Regions from separate parts of the Homo sapiens genome. Here region 1 is linked to region 2. Evidence: read pairs that join two places in POLR2A ChIA-PET (ENCODE). Cell type or tissue: MCF 10A. All regions are shown on one strand. Each heading gives the region's core, and the rest is flanking DNA. Links, peaks and the distances in the headings are about the cores only.

Region 1 (8,332 bases), core at 36-8,035, 89 kb before region 2:
CCAAAGTCATTACAAATAGGCAGTCATGTAGTTGGCCTTCACACTGAGGTCTGTCTGGGTCCGAAGTTCATTTCTTTCCACCACTCAGCCTCCCTATCTCCTTTATTTCTTTACCACTTTCAATTACAAGTCACTGACTCTGTCAAACATGCTAGGAAGGACAGTTGAAGCCATGCTGCACTCCCCTCAGCCTTCAGTCTCTGCTCTCCAACCTTTTTTTTCTTTTTTCTCGCTATCTCGCCCAGGCTGGAGTGCAGTGGTGTGATCTCAACTCACTGTAACCTCTGCCTCCTGGGTTCAAGTGGTTCTCCTGCGTCAGCCTCCGGAGTTGCTGTGACTATAGGCATGAGCCATCACACCTGGCTAATTTTTGTATTTTTAGTAGAGATGGGGTTTCACCATGTTGGCCAGGCTGGTCTTGAACTCCTGACTTCAGGTGATCCACCTGCCTCGGCCTCCCAAAGTGCTGGGATTACAGGTGTCCAAGCAACGTTGTTCTCTGGGCCATGCTGTATTTTGACTGCAAACATGGGTTGAACCCTTGCTTTGGGCCAGATGCTGTGCTGAGCAACTCCCATGCTCCTGCAGTATCATTACCACCCTATGAGATAGTCACCATGGTCAGCCCCACTGCACAGAGAATAGAACAGATCCAGCGAGCTCAGAAGCTGCACAAGTCAGATGGATTCCTTAGGCTCAGGGAACTTCCATCTGGGAAGTAAAGGTCTTGCCATATGCACTCATAGTGGGTAGTACGTTTTGTACGCTCATCTAGACCGATATCCCCCCTAATCCATGGCTCTGGGCAGCATCATGGAGTTTCTCTTTCATAATCCTGAAAGAGCAACCTGGGGTGGGGGAATTTTGTTCCCACACAACACGCTTGTGTATTGTTATAATTTATTAAATAACTTGTTGTATGACTTTATAATAAAAAGTTATTTATTTACTTGAGACAGGGTCTTGGTCTGTTGCTAAGGCTGCAGTGCAGTGCTGTGATCTTAGCTCACTGTAGTCTCAAACTCCTGGACTCAAGCGATCTTCCCTCCTCAGCATCCCAAGTAACTAGGACAACAGGCATGCACCACCACACCCAGCTAATTTTTAAATTTTTTATACAGATGGGGGTCTCACTATGTTGCCCAGGCTGGTCTAGAACTCCTGGGCTCAAGCCATCCACCCACCTCAGTCCCCCAGAGTGCTGGGATTACAGGTGTCAGCACCACGCCTGGCCTATAATGAGAAGGTTTTATTTTTATTTTTATTTTATTTTTGAGACGGAGTCTTACTGTGTCACCAAGACTGGAGTGCAATGGCACCATCTCGGCTCACTGCAACCTCTGCCTCCCAGGTTCAAGTGATTCTCCTGCCTCAGCCTCCTCAGTAGCTGGGATTACAGGTATCTGCCATCATGCCCAGCTAATTTTTGTATTTTTGTAGAGACGGGGTTTCACCATGTTGGCCAGGCTGGTCTTAAACTCCTGACTTCAGGTGATCTGCCCGCCTCAGCCTCCCAAGTGCTGGGATTACAGGCATGAGTCACAGAGCCCAGCTGAGAAGATTTTTTAATACTAAAAATAAGATATAATTTATTATAAAGACAAAGATAAGTTCTCATATCAAATAAAAGGAGAGAAAATTTCAGGGCCAGGTAAACATTTCAGATATTAGTCCCTCCTCTTCCTCCTGTGTTACAAAAAAATAGTTTGTTTTGTGAGAGGGGGAAAATCAGTAATTGGACCAAATAAAAAGTTTTTACAAATTCATTCACCCATTAAAAAATATATTGTTTTGCTTCCTGTACTAAGTTCAGTGGAGAATAGAAAAATGCATGAGCTTTCATCCCTACCCTCAAGGAATCTACCATCTCACCAGGGAGGTGACTAGAACACGATCATTTGAATAAATGCAGAAGTAAGGCTAGGCACAGTGGCTCACCTCTGTAATCCCAGCAGTTTAGGAGGCTGAGGCTGGAGAATGGTTTGAGTTTAAGAGTTCAAGACCAGCCTGAGCAACATAGTGAGACCACTGTCTCTCCAAAAAAAAAAAAAAAAAAAAAAATTAGCTGGACTTGGTGGTGCACACCTAGAGTCCCAGCTACTTGGGAGGCTGAGGTGGGAGGATCATCTGAGCCCAGGAGGTTGAGGCTGCAGTGAGCTGTGATAACACCACTGTGAGATCCTGTCTCAAAAAAAAAAAGCATGCATGGAAAAATTGAGACTCGGTGTAGGGGCACATCAGAAAGAGAAGGCAGTGCTTCAGTTGGATGCAGGAGATGGGAGGAGAAAGGGAGTGTGGAGAGGGGAGGAGAGGGGGCATGCATGCTGGAGGGGCACAGGGAAATGGAGGCTGGATAAGGGGATTGTTTTGGGGAGGTAAATCTGGACACATCAACTGGAGTCAGATTGGGTCTTTTTTTTTGAGACAGAGTCTTGCTCTGTCACCCAGGCTGGAGAGCAATGGCACCATCTTGGCTCACTGCAACCTTGGCTTCCCAGGTTCAAACAATTCACCTGCCTCAGCCTCCTGAGTAGCTGGGATTACAGACATGTGCCACCATGCCTGGATAATTTTTTCATTTTTAGTACAGATGGGGTTTCACCATATTGACCAGGCTGGTCTCGAAGTCCTAGCCTAAGGTGATCCGCTCACCTCGGCCTTCCAAAGTGCTGGGATTACAGGCATGAGCCACCACGCCCGGCCCAGATTGGGTCTTTAATGCCTAAGAAATGTGGACTAAACTGATGGCTGCTGTGTGTTTGTGGGTTTGTGGAGTCATGGTGCTAAGCAGCTAAGGAAGGCCACACAAGGGAGACAACTGGAAGAATGCAGAAGTGTTGGATGGCTGCCAGTCCCACTGCAGGGAAAGGCAACTGTAGAGGAAGAAAGAGAACAGGGTGAGGGGAGGCTGGGTGCCTGTGAAATGACTCCACTTCACTCCTCCTTGGGAAGCCTGCTCTCCTTTCCCTGGTCGCGGAGAGGCAGCTGCAAGATGCGAGTATTTACTGGAGAGATGAACAGAAATGCTTTACCTGTCCTATAAAGCTATTTCAGGACATGGATTCAGCAAAGATACAGCTTCCATCTTTTCATTTTAGTGAATTTCAAAGTCATATTTCCTTCTACTTTACTGGACATATTGGAGTGACACAAATCTGAGATTCATAGAATTTTAAAATGTTAGAGCTGGAGAAACTTCTATGTTTATAGGATATCTCTACAAACCCTTATTTATTTTTTATTTTATTTTTTTGAGACAGAGTCTTACTCTGTCACCCAGGCTGGAGTGCAGTGGTGTGATCTTGGCTCACTGCAACCTCCACCTCCCGGGTTCAAGTGATTCTCCTGCCTCAGCCTCCTGAGTAGCTGAGACTTCAGGTGTGTGCCACCATGTCTGGCTAATTTTTGTATTTTTAGTAGAGATAGAGTTTCACCATGTTGGCCAGGCTGGTCTCAAACTCCTGACCTCAGGGATCTGCCCACCTTGGTCTCCCAAAGTGCTGAGATTATAGGCGTGAGCCACCAAGCCCAGCCTACAAACCTTATTTAACATCTGACTTTCAACATTTGAATTTGAAGTCCTTTAAAATTGGGTAATGTTTCTTATAATCCTAGGAGGGAAAAGTAAGAGCTTTCTTTTCTCTTTGTTTTCTTCCTCCTTTTAATAAAAACAAATAGACAAAACTGTTTGTTAGATGGAACTTAAGAGAACTTTGTCAAGAGAGAACTTCAAGACGACCTGGAATATCTTTTTTTTTTTTTTTTTTTAGACAGAATTTCCTTCTGTTGCCCAGGCTGGAGTACAGTGGCTTGATCTTAGCTCACTGCAATCTTCTCCTCCCGGGCTCAAGCGATCCTCCCACCTCAGCCTCCCAAGTAGCTGGGACTACAGACACGCTTCTGAGCTCAAGCCATCCAACCGCCTCGGCCTCCCTAAATGCTGGGATTATAGGCATGGGCCAACCATGCCTGGCCAGCCTGGAATATTCTACGTTGACCTCACACACCACCCTTCCCAAAGTGGACTCAAATGCTAGAATCTGCCCTTACTGCAAAGAGAGAGAGGGCTTATCAGTCACTTTCATGAGTCACCCAGGCTGCTGCACATACTAACTATCCAATATGCAGCAACAAATCAGAAGCAGGCCAAGGTTCATGGCATACACACTTGAGCAATCCTCAGAGAGAGGCTGCCAGAAGCCACATGCATTCTACCCCCTCAGCGTTCCTCTCATCCGCCCTTCCTCATCAGCGAGGTGGCTTCCTTGGGGTCTTTCAGAGCTCAAGCGTGGGTGACATCCAGGAAGTGGGCTCTGCCCTTGAGCTCCCAGTGCAGGCCAGGAGCCTCCCTTCTCTAGTCCTGCCCCTTCCTTGGCACTCACACAAGGATTTTGTGACCTCCCTCTGCACCTCCTGAACACTAATTACAGGTGTGTGTCTACACACATGACTACCTCAGAAGCTACAGGACAGCCTCTGTGCACAGAATTCCTTAGGTAAGGGCGAGGGCACAATTGCACAAGCCTTGCCTCGGCCAAGTTTTCCACTAAAAACAAATTGTTACTTGGCAGCCAAAGCAATTAGGCCCAGTTCAGGAAATTATCTACCCCCGAATAGAGCACCAAAACAGTCTGGGACCACCAGCCTTCCCCACCGTCTTCACATGTGGTTCAATAGAACTGAGCAATGCATGTATTTGTTCACAACAATTTATGCAAGAGTTGGATTCAGGAATAAGCAGCTCAAAAATGTATTTATGGCTAACAAAATTAGATGGTTAGAGAAAGATGGGTGGTAGATGTGATGTTCTCAGAGTTAGTTAATTAGCATTACTAGTTTTCGAGCCCTACACTCTTCTTTTTTTTTTTTTTTTTTTTTGAGACAGAAGTCTCCCTCTGCCACCCATGCTGGAGTGCAGTGGCACGATCTTGGCTCACTGCAACCTCTGCCTCCTGGGTTGAACCGATTCTTATGCCTCAGCTTACCAAGTAGCTGGGACTACAGGCATGCACCACTACACCTGGCTAATTTTTGTATTTTTAGTAGAGATGGGGTTTCACCATGTTAGCCAGGCTGGTCTTGAAATCCTGACTTCAAGTGACCCACCAGCCTCAGCCTCCCAAAGTGCTGGATTATAGGCATGCGCCACCACACCCGGCCTTCTTATTATTATTTATAAGAAACCCCACCTTTACTAAGAGTACAAAAATTAGCTGGGCATGGTAGTGCACACCTGTAATCCCAGCTACAGGGAGGTTGAACTCGGGAGGCAGAGGCTGCAGTGAGCCAAGATTGCACCACTGTACTCCAGCCTGGGCAACAGAGTGAGACTCTGTGTAAAAACAACAACAACAAAAATTCTGAGAGGTGAGGGGACAAAAAGGGAGATGAAAATCAGATCCCAGAAGTACAAGCACATGCAGATGTGGAAGCGTGACAGTGCCGATACGAATCCCTGTGGAGAGTGCCCGTGGATGCATATGGGGAATAATAAGAGGTGAGTTCAGGGACAGTCCTGCAGACCATGCTACAGAGCTCCTGTTTTATCTTATGGGTGGGGAGCCATTCAAGAGTGTAAGCAGACAAGCAGGTTTGTGTCTGGGCAAGAGCATTCTGGATGCTAAATCCACAAGGGGTTGGAGAGGGGCACCATCAGCGTCAGGGAGACCAGACAGCCTGTAGCAGTGACCAGGTGAGGGATGATCTGGGCTTTGGTTGTAGCTTGGGTGTAGACAGAAGAAGGTAACCTAGAGGTACATTGTGGGGATAAAATCCATAGGACTAGCTATGGATTGCATATAGGAGGTGAGCAAAAAGGAAAAATTAAAATACTTAAGTGGGCCAGGTGCAGTGGCTTACACCTGTAATCCTAGCACTTTGGGAGGCCGAGTTGGGTGGATTGCTTGAGGTCAGGAGTTTGAGACCAGCCTGGCCAACATGGCGAAACCCCATCTCTATTAAAAATACAAAAATTAGCTGGGCACGTTGGCGCATGCCTGTAACCCCACCTTTTTGGGAGGCTGAGGCAGGAGAACTACTTGAACCCAGAAGGCAGAAGTTGCAGTGAGCTGAGATCATGCCACTGCACTTCAGCCTGGGTGACAGAGCAAGGCTCCGTCTCAAAAACAAATCAAAAAACCAAAAAAACAAAAAAAAAAACACTGAAGTGTCTTGCTTGGGCACTAGGTAGATGCCATTTGTGATGATGGTGCAATGGACTGCATGTTTGCATCCACCCCCCAAAATTCCCAATATGATGGTAATAGGAGGTGGGGCCTTTGAGAGGTAATTAGGTCGTGAGGGTGGATCCCCCCACGAATGAGATTAGTGTCATAAAAGAGACTCCAGAGAGCTCCCTTCAGCCCTCTTCCCACCTTGTGAGGACACGATGAGAAGTCGGCAGTCTGCAACCTGGATGAAGGACTTCACCAGAATCCTACATGCTTGGACCCTGATCTCAGACTTCTAGCCCCCAGAACTGTGAGAAATATATTGCTGCTGTTTATAAGCCACCCAGTCTAAGGTACTTAGCCATAATAGCCCAAACTAAGACAGATATAAAGACTGGGGAGAAGGGTGGAGGGTGTGCTCAGGATGAATTAGGAAAAATCCATCGTTAAGCCTGGAATGCTTACAGGAAACTTAAAATATGCCTGGGGCAAGCCTAGAGAACAATTTAGGAACACTCATGCTTGCCCAGGACCAGACACTGTATTATCCACCTCAAAACTCTGTGTCCTGCGTTTTCCTTTTAGATAGAAAACAAAACCAAAACCCCCCAAAATCCTTTGTGGTTCCCTTTTGCCTAAGCATGGGTTTTAACCTGGATGTGCCCCTGAATCACATTTGAGCTCTCTGGATGCATATCACTTCTTATCTTTTTTTTTTTTTTATACAAGGTCTTGCTCTGTCACCCAGGCTGGAGTGCTGAGGCGCTATCATGGCCAGGCTAGAGTGCAGTGGCGCGATCTCCGCTCACTGCAACCTCCGCCTCCTGGGTTCAAGTGATTCTTCTGCCTCAGCCCCCCAGTAGCTGGGATTACAGCCATGCACCAGTATGTCCAGCTAATTTTTGCATTTTTAGTAGAGGCAGGGTTTTACCATGTTGGCCAGGCTGGTCTCAAACTCCTGCCTTCAAGTGGTCTGCCTGCTTCAGTCTCCCAAAGTGCTGGGATTACAGGCAAGAGCCACTGCACCCGGCCAATTAAAAAATTTTTGTTTCCTAGAGATGGGGTCCCTATGTTGCCCATGCTGGTCATTTAACTCCTGGGCTCCAGTAATCCTCCTTCCTCAGCCTCCAAAGTACTGGGATTATAGATGTGGGACACTGTGCCTGGCCACACCTTTTATCTAAAGGGCTGGGCCCTCTTCTACATGTAGGACACAGAATCGGCCCTGGGTAGGCTGGTTGCACCTGGCAGTTTTTCAAGTACTGTTTATATATTTAAAATTTTCTGTTTGCAAAAGCAATGTATACACATTGTAAAAATTCAAATCATGTGGAAATGTAAACACACACACACACTCCAAAAAACAAAGAACAACAAAACAGAAACCAGGAGTCCCTCCTAAACCCCACTCGCCTGCCCCCACACCTCCCATCAAGGTTTGTTCTTTTTTTTTTTTTTTTCAGTTGAGACAGTCTCACTCTGTTGCCCAAGCTGGAGTGCAGTGGCGTGATCTCAGCTCACTGCAACCTCTGCTTCCCAGGTTCAAGCAATTCTCCTGCCTCAGACTCCCCAGTAGCTGGGATTATAGGCATGCACCACCACGCCCAGCTAATTTTTGTATTTTTAGTAGAGACGGGGTTTTGTCATGTTGGCCAGGCTGGTCTCGAACCCCTGACCTCAGGTGATCTGCCTGCCTCGGATTCCCAAAGTGCTGGGATTACAGGCATGAGCCACCGCGCCCGGCCTAAGATTTGTTCTTAATGTGATGGTGTAATTGGCCAGATCTGGATCTGAAATTGATGCATCCTTTCCGAATCATACTTGTGGGTTGCCAGCAAACAGCCTTGCATGGGAAACTCCCCTTCCTGAGTCACTTGGGGGAAAGCTGAGATGGCCTGAAATTCTAAGAAGGTGTAGGAACTGCAGTGTCAGGAGGGGAAGACTGCAAGACTGCCAACTTGCTGAAATGTGCACAGGGCCAGCCGCCAGGACCATCCCCTCAGTACCCCTGAGCCAGTTAGGAAGTCTGCAACTACTCTACTTACTTTCATTTTTAAAAATCAACACTTCAATTATTTTTATATAAGTAAAATTTTTTTTTAGACACAGAGTCTTGCTCTGTTGTCCAGGTGAATGCAGTGGTGTGATCATAGTTTACTGCA
Region 2 (8,332 bases), core at 78-8,077:
ATTGCAACCACGTAGAAGAGATTATAATTTAATTGGTCTAGGGCAAGGTTTCTCAACTTGACACTACTGACATTTTGAAGAGAATAATTCTGTGTTGTTGGGGGCTGTTCTGTGTGTTGTAGGGTGTTTTACACCATCCTGGCCTCTATCCACTTAATGGTGGGCGCACCTCGCCCCCAGTTACAAGGATCAAGACTGTACACAAACATTGCTAACTTACCCTTGGTTGAGAACCACTGACCCTAGGATAAGACCATGTTCAGAGACGTACACTTAAAAATATCCCTAGGAGATTCTAATATGTAACGAGGGTTGAGAACTATTGATATAAGCCAATTAGTCAATCCAGTTTCTTGTAGGTTTTTCCAGGTTCCCTTGCAGCTATGTGTGGTCATGTGACTTAGTTCTGGCCAGTGAGATTTAAGTGGAAGTTTGCTTTGCTAGAGGGTTTGTGAGAGGAGGTCTAAGAAAGCTTGTACTTTATTGATGAAAGGTGACAGACATAGCTCTTGTTTCCTGCCTACTCTCCTCTTTTTCCTGTTTGTATGAAGCTGTGATGTTTGGAGTTGTGGCCACCAACTTGTAATCAAATGAAGACAAGCATGAATATAAAAACTAGCCTGTTAAGGATGGCAGACAGGAAAGACAGGGAAGGCATAAAATAAAAAATTTATTTAAATTTTTATTTTATTTTAAACTGGGTCCCTGCTGGCAGTTTTTGGCAGCTGAACCAACAATAAGCAGGACTTGTTTAGTGAGTACAAATTTCTCCCTGTGTGTTTAAGCTGCTGTAGGCAGGTTTTTGTTATCTGAGTGAAAATCAATCACAATTACTACAGTTACGAATGTAATAAAAGGAAGAAGAAAAATAGATTACTGGTAGGATAGAGATGGGAAGGAAAGAGAATACTGTAAACAAGCTAAATCCTCATCTCTCATAACAGGAAGTATAAAGGGATGAATAAAAACAGTTGTATATATATCTCCAAAAGAATTGAAAACATATGTGCACACAAACACTTATATATGAACGCTCACAGCAGCGTTATTCATAATAGCCCCAGGTGGAAACAGTGTAAATGTCCACCAACTAATGAACGGATAAACGAAATGTAGTCTATACATACAATGTAGTCTATGCATACATTACTTTATGACCAGCTGTCATAAAGTAATGGGGCACTGACACACGCTACGACATGGATGAACCCTGAAATCATTACACTAAGTGATAGAAGCCAATCATACAAGGTTACATATTATGTGATTCCATTTGTATGAAATGTCCAGAAAAGGTAAATCTATAGAAACATAAAGTAGATGTGCCTGGCGCGGTGGCTCACCCCTGTAATTTCAGCACTTTGGGAGGCCGAGGCAGGCAGAGCATTTGAGGTCAGGAGTTCGAGGCCAGACTGGCCAACATGGTGAAACACCACCTCTACTCTATATACAAAAAATTAGCCGGGCGTAGTGGTGCATGCCTGTGATCTCAGCTACTCAAGAGGCTGAGGCAGGAGAATCGCTTTTGCCCGGCCAGTGTGCTCCCGAAGCCGGCTGAGGGCCGCAGCTCTGCCGGGATCAGGCTTCACGGTGGCGCGGCCGCTGTCCCGGATGCTGCGCCGGCTCCTAAGGTCCAACGCCACGGAGCTGCAGCTCACGGGTTCCGGTGATGCCGCCCCGCCCGGGCGAGTCCCCGCAAGCTGCCTCACAGGAGCTGTCCAGGTGGAGGCAGTTCTCGCGGGAGCACGAGGCCCCCTTCTCCGCCTTCCTCACAGACAGCTTCGGCGGGCAGCACAGCTACCTGCGGATCTCCCTCCCGGAGAAGTGCAACCTCAGATGTCAGTACTGCATGCCGGAGGAAGGGGTCCCGCTGACCCCCAAGGCCAACCTGCTGACCACAGAAGAGATGTTGACCACAAAAGAGATCCTGACCCTCGCCTGGCTTTTTGTGAAGGAAGGCGTCGAAAAGATCTGGCTCATGGGCGGAGAGCCGCTCATCCAGCCGGACGAGGTGGACATTGTGGCCCAGCTCCAGCGACTGGAAGGGCTGAGGACCATTGGTGTCACCACCAATGGCATCAACCTGGCCCGGCTGCTGCCCCAGCTTCAGAGGGCTGGTCTCAGCGCCATCAACATCAGCCTGGACACACTGGTGCCTGCCAAGTTTGAGTTCATTGTCCGCAGGAAAGGCTTCCACAAGGTCATGGAGGGCATCCACAAGGCCAATGAGCCAGGCTACAACCCTGTGAAGGTGAACTGTGTGGTGACGCGAGGCCTTAACGAGGATGAACTCCTGGACTTTGCGGCCTTGATCAAGGGCCTCCCCCTGGACGTGGCCTTCATAGAGTACATGCCCTTTGATGGCAACAAGTGGAACTTCAAGAAGATGGTCGCTATAAGGAGATGCTAGAAACTGTATGGCAGCTGTGGCCAGAGTTGGAGAAGCTGTCAGAGCAGGAATCCAGGACAGCCAAGGCCTTTAAAATCCCTGGCTTCCAAGGCCAGATCAGCTTCATCATGTCCATGTCTGAGCATTTCTGTGGGACCTGCAACCACCTGCAAATCACAGCTGACGGGAACCTCAAGGTCTGCCTCTTTGGAAACTCTGAGGTATCTCTACGGGATCACTGTGATCTGGGGCCTCCAAGCAGGAGCTGCTGAGAATCATTGGCGCTGCCGTGGGCAGGAAGAAGCAGCAGCATGCAGGCATGTTCAGTATTTCCCAGATGAAGAACTGGCCCATGATCCTCATCGGTGGGTGACCCCCATCAAGACATTTTTGATGTTCCACGATTCCCCACCAGCCAATCCAAGCATTTCCTCCTGGGACCCCCTCCATGTTCAAGGTCTGAGATCCAGAATGAATTTCTCCAGTCAGATGGCCACTTTATGGAAAGGATACAGGGTACCCCAGACCCCTCTTCTAGCCCAGCAGCAGCTAGGTTCTGGCTCCTTTCAGAGACACTACACTTCCCATGCAGACTCAGATGCCAACTCAAAGTGCCTTAGCCCAGGTTCCTGGGCTCCTGCTGCCCCCTCAGGACACCAGCTAAACTCAGAACAACTAACTCATGTGGATTTGGAAGGACGGGAAGCTATGGTAGATGTGGGCAGGAAGCCAGACACAGAGTGGTTGGCTGTGGCCTCAGCCATGGTCATCCTGGGGCCTGTAGCCTTCAAGCTTGTCCAGCAGAACCAGCTCAAGAAAGGAGATGCCCTGGTGGTGGCCCAGCTGGCTGGAGTCCGGGCAGCCAAGGTGACCAGCCAGCTGATCCCTCTGTGCCACCACGTGGCCCTGAGCCACGTCCAGGTGCAGCTGGAGCTGGACAGCACATGCCATGCTGTGGAGATCTGGGCATCTTGCCAGGCTCGGGGCCCCCACCAGGGTGGAAATGGAGGCCCTGACCTCTGCTGCAGTGGCCGCCCTCACCCTGTGTGACATGTGCAAGGCTATCAGCAGGGACATCGTGTTGGAGGAGATCAAGCTCATTAGCAAGACTGGAGTTCAGTGGGGGGACTTCCATTGGGTTTAGCTTCTGCCCTTCTCACCCATGGCCCAGCCAGGTCTGAAGATGGGGTGCAATTTAAGCTGAGGGAAAGACATCAAGTTCCTTTCATCACAGTCACTGTTTACCTTGAGCAGTAAACCTGAAGTCAGCCTGCTCTACTACTAGGCCTGCTGCTAGATGATCTTTAATGACCAATGGGGCTTCCTTTCTATAGGGAGGATACCAGGAGGCCCTTAAGCCTTCCAGGACACTAAGTTCATGGGAGCCAGACTGCAACAAGCAATGCTAGATAACTGAGAAATCATGTTCTTTCTGGACTATTTCAGACAAACAGTCTCAGACAGTCCAGCCCAGAAATGTTCCTTCTCATTTTGGGTTTTCTCTTCTCCTACTTTCCTGGGGAGAGATTAAGGGCTCATTAAGCGGAGGAACCCACTTTGAGGAGAGTAAAGCCCAAGCTTGCCTGAAGAATGCATCTCCCCAGCAGCTCTGCCTCCCTAAGTCTGTGAAGCCACAGCCCTGCCCTGTCCTGACTTTATCTCCCTTCTGCCCAAGTCTATGTCCCATCAAACTTGCAGCTTTTCAGCTTAACAGTTGCCTGGTCCTGCTGGCCCCCTTTTCTCAGGCCCCCCTCCTCTGAAACGGGATGTGAACACGTGGGCCACAGCCCTAAGGACTCCTGACAGACCACATAGCCCACAACTGGCCCTGCTCATGGCTGTTCCACCCACCCCTCTTTATTCTGGAGCATATCAGGGAAAGAAGAGTTGACGATAGATTGCCTTCACCCTCACAGTGCACAAATAAAGCTACGATGCCAACTTTGCATATGCAATAAATAAATAAATAAATAAAGTAAGTAAGTAAATAGATGAGTAGTTGCCTGGGGTTGGGGGAGGGGCAATGGGGAATGATTGCCTAATGGATATCGGGTTTCCTTTTGGCATGATGAAAACATCCTAAAACTAGATAGTGGTGATAGTTGCACAACTTTATGAATATACAAAACCCCACTGAATTGCACTCTTTAAAAGGATGAATTTAATGGTATGTGAATTATACCTCATAAATAAAAATTAAAAAAAAACACAGAAACAGCTTTATAAGCTGAGTATTAGAGGCATGGAAGGATCCATCAAAAGGCAAAGTTGAAAGAGACTCCTTCTTAGGAGCAGGAAGAGGACTTGGGAGGGCAATTGTTTTTCATTATTAGTCCTTCTGGATCCTTTGAGACATACATATATATATATATTTTAAATGTATCTGTATTACTTTGGTAAAATTTTTAAAGAAAATTTAAAGGAAAAAAGTGACATAAGAATCTTTCTTTCTTTGTAGCCTTGGATAAGCTAGCAACTCATGTAAGCAAGAACTTTTCTCTCTTATTTCCAGGCAAGCTGCCAAATTAAATCCCTTTCTTTTCCTGCTGGCGTCTGCCAACGTGATGTCAGAGACTGAAAACTAGCTTCTAAGTAAATAGGAAAAAAGAAAAATAAAAAGCACATTCTTAACTAAAATCACACATTTATAATTCTTCAGGCTCATGACTAACACAATGTTTTTCATAACCCTGAAAAAGTGAGGAGCATGTCATAACTCACAAATAACCTCTAAAACCATTTAAGAGCTTTTTAGCAAGAGAAAGGAGAGTGTTAAACAGCAGTAAGCTGTCACATCAATCCAGATCTAAATTCCAAACCAGTAGGACAAATGTACACAGCCACGTGTACATGAACTCTGCAGATATCAAAATAGAAGTTTATGCTTTCAGCTGAGCAATCCATTTTCCTGGGGAGAACACTTTCTTCCTGCAAATGAGTATGAAAGGCCTCAAATTCAAGATTTCTGAGCAACTGCTCCTGAAGAATCCAGTTTCAACTCCTACAAAATGCAACTTAAAAACAAAATGTAGACATATTTTCTTTTCTTTCTCTTTTTCTGAGATGGAGTCTTGCTCTGTTGCCCAGGCTGGAGTGCAGTGATGTGATCTCGGCTCACTGAAACCTCCGCCTCCCAGGTTCAAGTGATTCTCCTGCCTCAGCCTCCCGAGTAGCTGGGATTACAGGCGCCCGCCACCACGCCCAGCTAATTTTTGTATTTTTAGTAGAGACGTGGTTTCACCATGTTGGTCAGGCTAGTCTCGAACTCCTGACCTCGCGATCCACCCGCCTCGGCCTCCCAAAGTGCTGGGATTACAAGCGTAAGCCACTGCGCCCGGCCCTTTCTTTCTTTCTCGATTTTCTTTTCTTTCTTTCTTTCGTTCTCTCCTCTCTGTCTTCTTCTTCTTCTTCTTTTTTTTTTCTGACAAGGTCTCACTCTGTCACCCAGGCTGGAGTGTAGTGGTACGATCTCGGCTCACTTTCAACTCTGCCTCCCAGGCTCCAGCGATCCTCCCAGGTAGCTGGGACTACAGGTGTGTGCCACAACACCCGGCTAATTTTTTTATTTTTATTTTTTTTGTAGAGGCGGGGATTTCCTCATGTTGCTCAGGCTGGTCTCGAACTCCTGAGCTCAAGCAACCCACCCACCCCGGCCTCCCCAAGTGCTGGGGTTACAGGTGTGAGCCACTGCACCCGGTCTCGGACGCATTTTCATTAGGTGCCCTCTGACGTCAGCAGCTGGTTGAAGGTTTAATGGCTTAGAGTGCGCACAGAGTGGGGTGGGAACTTGTGTGTCTCACCCCTGCCCCACCCCGCTTGGGTTTCCCTACAGTTTCTACCAGGTTCATAAGCAGAACCTAAAACAAATGGGTTTAGAAGTAACTTTAGCCTCTTTGGCTACTTCTGGTGCTCGCCGAATCCAGAAAAATGGTCTTTTTAAATGTCCTGTTATTTTGCACAAACGATTTCCTGCTTAGAGTGAGGAGCAAAACCTCTGGCTTTTAACCCTGCCAAAGACCTACTTGAAGTCAATCTGTGCATATTTAATTTTTCAGGCTCAGCAAGGTCTTATCTCATTCTATCTGCATTTTATAACAATCCCACATTTTCTCTCTACTTTCCTCAAGCATTCTAACCCTTCCGTGTCCTCGCTGCCCGCCACCCACTCAAGGGAACTTCACCTACTCAAGAGCCACAGGGGCTGGACAGAAGAACCTGGCAGCTGTCCAAAGCCTTCAGCGCCTAATTTCCCACCAAGTGCAAGACTGACAAGGTTCTTCCCTGCGGTCTCCTCTTGCCAATCCTCACCGCGTTCTTAGTTCCTGCCTCAGTGTTATTTTCTCCAAGCAACATAGCAAGTGAGGCCCGATGGGTCTGGAAGGCTTACACGGCCCAAAGGGACAATGACGGCAGGCTTCAGAGCTGTGGTTGAGAGTCTGGAGGATTTCAGCCTGGATTTCACATACCATCCTCATCATGAGGAAGGAAGCAGCCCCCATCTGGGAGCTGGGAGGTAGGTTGGTTGCCGACAGCACCAGGTTCACCTACTGAGGGTTCACATCTGTGAAAAAGTTTCTCCTTCCCACTAACTGGATCCCATTTGGCCTGGTTTGAGTCATGTGTTCATCCCTGGGCCAATCACTATTGCCTAATGGAAGGATTCTGATAGGCCACATCCAAGTCGCATGATCATGTTGAGTCATGTGCTCATCTCTGGACCAATCACTGTGACCTACTGGGCAGATTCTAATAAGCCAGGCCCAAGTCACATGATCACCTTCCTGATTGTGGGGGTGAGAAGTCAGGATTGTAGTTACCAAAAGAAGGGGAGTGAATCTCAGAGAAACAAGAACAGTGGCTTTCTCTACATATATCTACTCAAAAACAGCAACAGCAAACAAAAAATTAGAAGGAAGGATGAAGACAAACACTAGGAACATAAAAGTCTCTCCTATTCTCTAGATAGATGCATCCTTAGGATCAACCTCTACATATCATTTTGTAACTGTTATTTTTACTTATTTGTTGAGGACTTAGTATATACAGTGCTCTAATAAAGCTCAGCACAGAGGAGGCATAGAAAGACTGGGAAAAAAGGTAAGTGCAGCTGGGAGCAGTGGCTCACACCTATAATCCCAGCACTTTGGGAGGGTGAGGCAGGAGGATCGCTTGAGGCCATGAGTTCAAGGCCAGCCTGGGCAACATAAGATGTCTGTCTGTAAAAAACTAAAAGAAAATAAATTAGCCAGTGTGGTGGCACATGACTATAGTTCCAGCTACTCAGGAAGCTGAGGCGGGAGGATCGCTTGAGCCCAGGAGTTCCATGCTGCAGTGAGCTATGATCGTGACAGAGTGAGACTGTGAGTCTTAAAAAAAAAGAAAAAGTAAATACTTTTTTAAGCTTTTAATATAAATGAGCACACTGTCCCTAGAGGGATTTCATCTTTGTACACCCACTCACTGTGCCTAGACTTCCCTACCCACCAGCCTCAGCATAGCACAGCCATGGAACCATCCTCCCACAGAAGACAATGCTCAGAGGTCTCTTTCCAGGAAGGCCTTTTCAGGAGGCCTCAACCTCCAATTCGAGTCTCTGAGGCTTAAAAACTGAAAAGTCTGGAAAATGTCCATCTTACACCCTTTCACCTCCTTATTGGAGGCCCTATGCCCCCCCGATGTCCTTCTCTCCTGTTGCCCTTCAGGTGTTGGCCAGAGATAGCTTAAGGCAAGAACTGTTCAGGACCATTTATGGTTTTTAATATCAGAGCTTGGGAAGACTTACTGGTGGAATTTCAGGCATCGGGACCCGCAGTGGAGGAAATCCTATAATTTGATGTCAGACTGACTTGGGTTTCATCCCCAGCCTTATCACTTACTAAATGTGTGGCATTGGGCAAAATACTGAACGGATCGTCCAGTTATTTTGAGGATAAACTTGAAAGT

What was found. Peaks named below come from ENCODE experiments on the same cell type or tissue, not always from the same donor. Only the 100,000 strongest peaks of a DNase experiment are listed, where the experiment ranks them.
Region 1: POLR2A ChIA-PET joins it to region 2 with 20 read pairs; 2 of 35 experiments call an interaction of 5 or more read pairs at or near these places.

The regions. Positions count from the first base shown.
Region 1 is chr16:48,406,046-48,414,377 of GRCh38, forward strand. No RefSeq gene overlaps it. Among named protein-coding and RNA genes, the nearest start is that of SIAH1, 25 kb to the left of the region's middle. In MCF 10A, for the core only: no CTCF peak of the experiment used is centred there; DNase peaks (open chromatin) are centred at 4,136, 4,436 and 8,016.
Region 2 is chr16:48,495,080-48,503,411 of GRCh38, forward strand. It overlaps the pseudogene MOCS1P1. Among named protein-coding and RNA genes, the nearest start is that of N4BP1, 110 kb to the right of the region's middle. In MCF 10A, for the core only: no CTCF peak of the experiment used is centred there; DNase peaks (open chromatin) are centred at 4,412 and 4,922.